Regions from separate parts of the Homo sapiens genome. Here region 2 is linked to region 1. Evidence: chromatin contacts called from ENCODE Hi-C or POLR2A ChIA-PET data. All regions are on one chromosome and are shown on one strand. Each heading gives the region's core, a stretch centred on a gene start or an enhancer-like site at or near the end of the contact. The rest is flanking DNA. Distances are from core to core; before and after follow the strand shown. Region 1 has its middle 70 kb from the start of RGL1. Region 2 has its middle 21 kb from the start of RGL1.

The links. A loop is a pair of places that touch in the nucleus more often than their neighbours do. ChIA-PET counts read pairs that join two places held with the same protein, here RNA polymerase II (POLR2A). Pooled maps may share reads with other maps.
Region 2: a map of heart right ventricle shows a loop between it and region 1 (1.8-fold over the local background). The contact joins two enhancer-like sites. A Hi-C loop is called at or near these places in 5 of 168 maps with a recorded cell type or tissue (Caco-2, Right ventricle myocardium inferior, heart right ventricle and 1 more), 2 of 37 single-sample maps with no recorded cell type and 5 of 50 pooled maps. POLR2A ChIA-PET finds 5 or more read pairs at or near these places in 2 of 52 experiments (A673 and activated B cell).

The regions. Positions count from the first base shown.
Region 1 is chr1:183,733,419-183,736,742 of GRCh38, forward strand. It overlaps a transcript of RGL1 not described here. Among named protein-coding and RNA genes, the nearest start is that of RGL1, 70 kb to the right of the region's middle. Within about 2 kb of position 1,538, at least 11 of the 41 ENCODE cell types and tissues checked have a DNase peak (open chromatin) inside an H3K27ac peak, as active enhancers do; they include A673 and heart right ventricle, where a contact is called at or near this core.
Region 2 is chr1:183,782,033-183,785,762 of GRCh38, forward strand. It overlaps a transcript of RGL1 not described here. Among named protein-coding and RNA genes, the nearest start is that of RGL1, 21 kb to the right of the region's middle. Within about 2 kb of position 2,404, at least 8 of the 41 ENCODE cell types and tissues checked have a DNase peak (open chromatin) inside an H3K27ac peak, as active enhancers do; they include A673 and heart right ventricle, where a contact is called at or near this core.

The DNA of each region.
Region 1 (3,324 bases), core at 288-2,787:
TAGTGGTTTCCCCTTGGTTTCATTGTCCCTGTGTTCCTGTGTTCATCTGGGTTATTGAGTCTTTGATCCCACATGGGAAAGGTTTGCCATGTTGAGCCAGTAGTAGTATAACTCATTCTAACTAAGGCACATAGCTTCTGCCCTCTCCCCTGCTGGATGAGTATTGGACCAATTCCTTTGTCCTTAGCACCACTTACAAGGATTTATTTCCATTCCAGAGGATTTATTCCCATTCAGAGAAGGAACAACATAGTTAGATAGGAATAAAAATGCTACTCTGTGTATAAAGCTTCTTGCACCTAGCTAATCTAGCAAACTGGTGTTTTGGTCTTCAACACTAACTAGATCATTATTATGTGACACTAATTAAAGGGTCTTCTGTAATGGGATAAGGTGTTATCTGATCAAATGAAGGAGGAATGATATTTGGCAGTATATGGTATATGTGAAAATCATGGTGTTCTTGCTACTTAGAGACTGTGAGAAGGGATAAGGATTGGCTTAGAGCCAGCTCACTCTACATGCTCTCCCAGAAGTGTTTTCTTGAAAGAGTTTTTCCCCATTGGGACCTTCCATTTTCCTCTGGCTTAGTAAAGTGACTGTAATTAAATAGATTCAATTTCTGTTTATGGTGAAGTAAAAGATTGAGAACAGATTGCTCTTTAACCTGAAATGTGGAAGGGCTAGTCGATTCGGAAGCTAGTTAAAATGATTTTGTGTATTAACTGGTAAACTCAACAGATTTTTTCCCCTGTGAATCTAACATTTCTAGATCTTTGCATTCCTCCCGTGAGAAGTCCACCTCTGAATCCTTTCGAGAGCTCAGATTCCTAGGAACTCAGATTTTTGAACATCTACATGATGTTATTTTGTAAGTGGAACACTGACTATTAAAGGATAGCAGTGGAGTGGAGTGGTGAGGGCACAGCTCTGGGTCAGGATAACTGGAGAGAAACCCTAAGGCTTATTCCATAATCTCTCTTGATTTGAGCTTCTGAGGATAAACTGAGGCTTGTAACATGCTAGCCCAGTATCTGGTGTAGTAAATATTGAATGCACTGTGGTGGAGAGGGTTGTGTTGTCAATGTTGCTGTTGTTATTGTTGAGACCTAAAGGATTGCTATGATCTAAATCAGCTTAATTTCCTTCAACTTGATAAAAATTAGCCTGTGACTATTGAACTGGATGATGCTCTCCTAATGGTTTTTGCATTTTGCCTTCATTCAGCCAGTTAAAGCTGGTGTTTACAGAATTGTGAAACATTTGAGCCTGGGACAGTCATGTGATTTACAGTTTTGTCTTGTTTCATGCTTTCCAGCAACATAATTACTGAACTTTTTATCGTAATAAAAATATAGGCAATAAAAAAGGCAGTCCCCTGGAATTCCCTCTATCTCTCTTAGAATGCTAAAGGATATTTTTTTGTGATCTCAGCTCTGTTCTGTTAAGTATCCTCTCCCTTCCCCACGTCTGTCTTTGCAGATTTGTGACCAGACGGCTGCACTGAATGGAGACTAGGAAGGGAGCCCAACTGTTTTCCTTGTGTTGGCCCTCTGTGCCGAGCAGGGATTGTTGAGCAAAGCAGGGATTGCTGAGCAGCGTTTCTCCAGGGAGGGTCACAGGGTAGTACAAACCCACTCTGGATTTTTCTTTTTTTTTTAATTATTAAAAACTTTGGCCAAATACTATCAGTAAGGGGGAGAAAGTATGTGGTTTGAAGACCAGTTGGACCAGTCTTTTAAAATATCAACTGGAATAAAGCAAGAATGCCTTACACTTCTTTAATTTTCTACATTTAACAGGAGACAGTTGCTCCCAGAGTCACTTCTAACTCCACAGACAGTATTGTGCAACCTTGCTCAGCATTTGGAGACACTATATAATTAAAATTCCTTTGAAAATGGTTGCCCAATGATTGACATTTATTCCAAAATACATTATCATGTTGAATGCTTAATTCCTTCTTCCAGTACATTTTCTTTAATAAAAAAGTAAAAATCTATTTTTTAAAAGGGTGATGGAGTTTTGTAAAAAATTGAAGCAGTGTAACAAACTTATGTCTAATCTTGCTCTTAAAGAGCTGGCAGGCTAGCAGGGGAGACCAGAGTAAGTTATGGAAAGCAAAAAAAGCAATACTCAGGATATAACTGAGTTGCCTTATATAGATAGACTTGAAATGCTGCTGAGATTCCAAAGAGGAAGAGATAATAGGAATCTGTTGCTCTCTTACCTCCTAGTACATTGACTCATACCTCCACTTCAAACACAAGCAACATTTAGTATTACTACGAAATTATCTAATGGGCTTCCTTTCTCAGGGCAGTAGGAATCTGTCTCTCTGCTGTGGCTTTCTGGAGTCCTTCCCTTCTGATGTCTGTCTGTGCCCCAGTTTCCATTTTCATATGGTCATCTTTGATTCTGGATAGCTGCTTCTCTCTGTGTTCTCAGAAGAAATAGACTAGTGAGATCACTGTCATGCCCCCTCCACAATTAGGAGGCTGTATCTTGAGACCTTCTTGGATCCCACAATTTGTAGATATCACAATAGCAATCATGGTTAGAGAAGTCTACCACCAAACCAGGAGTTAGATGCTAAGGATGGGTGAGCATGTCCAAATAGCAGCTTTAAAAAGCCTCAGCACACTTACAATAGACTACATGTCAGAGTTTTGGGTTATCTCTGAATAGTCAAAACCCCGATATTATATACATGTATGTAAAGAGGCTATTTTAATATCATACTGTTTGTTTGACTTTTGAGTAGTGAATGCATAATATGGGAATAAGTACAATACGTGAGTGAAACACCGAAATCACCTTTCACTGTTTTGTTTAGTAGTTTGGAGCCTTCAGTTCTTCTGGAAAAATAATTCAATGCACATTAGTTTTGCTTTCTACATTTGAGGGAGGTGAATGCTTTACTTTTGTAACTGTAAGAGGTCTCAGCAGTCTTGTAGCCTATTCATATTAAAGATAAGGACACTGAGGCCAAGAAAGGTGAAATGGCTTGCTTAATGGTTACACAGAGAATTAACTGTAGCTTCATGATTTTAACTCAGGTCTTGTGACTAGAATTTCAGTGCACTTTGCATTAGGCAATTCTGAACCTTTGAGTAAAACTAAAATGCAAAGACTGCTCTTGATAGCATTCTAGGTGGAAGAGTTGAAGATAGTAGGATATAAAGATAAACAAACCTATCTTATCTGGACAGGACCTCAGCTCATTAGGAAGAGGAATGAGGAAGAGAGAATGTAGGAGGAAAGAAATGGCAGAAAGACAAATAATCATGGGAAGGGACTGGAACAGGGTAAATGCCAGACATT
Region 2 (3,730 bases), core at 1,154-3,653, 49 kb after region 1:
GTGATGTTCCTATCTAGCTCTTAAGCTAATCAATAGAATAAATCTTCTTTCACACCTTACAAGTTAATGTTCACCCTGTGCTTGGCCAGAAAAGGATGTGGGTTCTATGAGGATTGTCCACCGATGGCACTCTGTCCCCAGATACCTGCCACAAAGATACCAGGGCTCCAATTCCAGAAAACATAGCCCAGGAAACAGGACTTTACTATTCCATCTCCACCCAGACACGTGGTATTTTGAGAGGTTATTGCCAACTCTGCTGCCTTTACACAGACCCATCAAATTTGTGAGGCAAGATAGAATCTTTTTTGCTACTTCTAAAGGAAACTCAGTGCGTTCATCAGGGAAATGGAGCTCATTACATGGACAGGGAAGCTGGGAGGAATAACCACTTAAAAGCACTTTGAAGCGTGTTCAATCACAGTTAAATGCTTCTTCATAAAACTTGATTTTTGAGGTCTGTTTGGCATCATAGAACTTGCAACTATTGTGTCTTCATAACTCATGGCCTGGGATTTGGCACTACATATTTTTATGGCTGAACAGGAATAGTATAATACACATGAGAGCTACTCAGATATCTAATATTACAGAATAATGCAGAAGACAGAATAGATATTGTGGTGGGTGGATTATAATTATTTTATTTTTGTTGGTAATGTGCTCTAGGTACCATGCAGGGATTTGGTGAGATTGCTGTCATATTTTCTAAAGTATCTGGAATTCCTAAGAGGAAAGCTGGAAAATGAGTGCAAAGTAATGATGCACAGTCTCCTTAACTCTCCTAGTGCCATGGGGGTGTAGACAATGGCAAAATGAGAGGGTAGTCAGACGTCCATGTGTAGATCTCACTGCTTTACAGGGAACAAGAGGCTGAGTATTGTACTGGATGCAAGAATCAACTTTGCCCACCTTAATCATAAACAGAAATATCTAGTTCTCCGGCCTGAACCTTTTCCACTGGTACTGAATTTCTAAAGATAACTGAATTTCTAAAAGATAACCGGGGGAGGGTAGAGCTGCATTCCCAGGATCCTTGAGTTTCCTATCAATGAGGAAAGCTGCTGCTTATTTGTGGACCCAGTGGGTGCCAAAAGGAAGAACTGAAGGGATTTCTACTGGGTTACTGAATTTATTCCAGCTCCGTTTTGGGGAACTCTCAAACCTTGGGGTGAGGAGTGGGGGTTCCCAGATGAATTCAACAAGAGAGAGAGGGAGGGGGAGATGGGAAGAGATAAGTTCAAATAGACAGGCAAAGGGAAGAAAATAAGGAACACACACACATACATATATATAATGATACTTAGATTGGCACAAAAGTAACTGTGGTTTTGCATTGAAAGTATAGCAAAAACCACAATTACTTTTGCACCAATCCAATATTATTACCTAAGGACTCACAGAGATTTCCTTAAGTCCATAGGGACAGGAGCCCTTGCCCTCCATGCTTCAGGAATGATTTGATTAAGGATACTAAACAGGCATGTGACAATGTGAGCTTGCTCAATAATAATCCTTGATGGACTATTACTCATTTTGTGAAATTGAGCCAAGTCTCTCTTTCCTGCTCCCCCTTTCTCCTTATTTCCCTTTCCCCCAGCTACTTTGCTTTGCTAAGTAATCAGACATGGATCTTATTCCCAAGATATTTATATTCTTAGGGAAATAAGACATTTAAAATAAGGAAGAATGCAATAAAATCTATAATGGAAACCCAGCTAATGAGCCACAGGAGTTCAGAGGAGGGAGATGTAACCAGTTGGAGTGGGGAGGAGATTATGGATTGTCATATTTTTGAATTTAATATTTATTGTGAATGCCTAAGTTAAATAGGAATGGAATGGGAAAAAGACTTTTCCAGGGTGTGGAGTTGTCAGGAATAAATCAGGGAGGTCTGCAGTCTTGGGGCATGAATAGCATACAATGATGAGATTATTCTGAGTGGAGTGAAGGGTACACAAGCATATTAAGGAAGAAGTTTCAATGGTGTGGTGGGGCTCTAATCTGCAGGGCCTTGAATGTTCATTGTCATAGCTACAGATAATTGTTAGAAATAGCCTGGTTTGCTGCAAAAGACAGGGCAAACTGGGAGGGACCAGATCTGCCCTCGAGGATTGATCAGGAACTGTGAGGAAGTCTAGGCTGGCAGACAAGGCATTAGAAGAGATGTGCAGAAGAATATGGCGATAGATGACAAGCGGTCACCCAGACAAGTTGGTACTGAGAGGTAGGAGACAAGTCTCAAGGAGGGAAGGTGCCTGATACTGGGAAATACAGGAACAGGTGGCACTTAGAAGTGTAATCAAGACTGAGGGAATAAGAAAGTCTGTCAGCAGTTAGCAGGCTCCAGCCGCTATGCTCAGGTTCATGGGCAGACTTCCAAGCTCTGGGAGGAAACAGCAGAATGGAAAGCAAGAAGCTGGGCCCCAGCCCCAGAGGGACCAGGCAGATTTCCAAGCCAGGAGTCAGACCTGGAACATGGGCCTGACTAGCAGTAAGAATGGTTCAATACTCCATTCCAGAGTGCTGAGCCAAAGTCTTTTAATGCCTTCTGCTTAAGGTTATGACTGACCTTCGACGCTGGGTTTACAGGTGGGAGCAGAGCGGTCCAGCTGTTTGGAGGGGAGGATGCAGATACTGGAGAAACAGTCAGGGTTCACTGCTGGCTAAAGAGTCTAGGCCTTATTTAGTGGGCAAAAGGAGAACAATGGAAAAATTAAAACAGAGGAATATCTTAATTGGAGCTGTATTTCAGGAAGATCAATTTGATCCTAGTGTGTAAAAGGAACCAGAGTTAAGTGAGTCCTCACCTGTAACAAATTTCGGCCATTCTCCTTCCTAAGCACTTCTCCAGTGTGTTCACTTCTCTGCAGGCCCCCTTCTAATACTGTGGCATAAACTATATGAGTAAAATTCATACAATTAATAAACTAATAAAACATTAATTTCACGTGTTTCTTTTCATTCTTTTCATGTGGCTTCTGGAAAAAGTTAAAATTTATAAGCGGCTCACATTATTTTTCAGTGGGGCAGTGCTGCTCTAATCCTTTCTCCATATTGCGGTTAGAACTTTTTAAAATGCAAGTCTTCTCATGTAGCTCTACTGCATGAAATCTCCCCATAATCTCCATTGCCCCAGGATAAAGTCTAAATTCCTTAGCATGGCCCCCACCCTCTTTGTCATCTGGCCTTAGCCCATCTCCCATTGCACTAATCCTTCAGGTGTATCAAACTATTTTCGGTCCACCCGTGAAATTACTTTGTATTCTTTGGCATCCATGCCTTTGCTCCTGCCATTCCTTCGCTTGAACTGAATATTTCTCCCCTTTTTCATGTGTTAACTTTTGCCTCCTATTAAGGTCTCAGCTGTAGGCATACCTGACTCCTTGACTGTGGATTAGGTGCTTCTCCTTGATGCTAAGGGCCACATCCTGTGCCTGCTCTACTATAGCATTTCTCGCATTATTTTTGAGGTCCTATTATCTTTATCCTCTACCTAGACTGCATGTTCTTTGAAAATAGGAACTCTGTATTGATCTTTATGTCATGTCCAGCACCCAGCACAGTACCTGGAGCATAATAGCTGCTTGCATGATTGTATGAATGAATGAATGGGGCAGATGTGCTAGGTGAAATGAACCTGAACCAGCATAGTGGCATTGGGAATGAAAAGGATAAGACACTCATCAAGAACGTAATTTGTGAGTGCTGGCAACCATGTAAATTGACC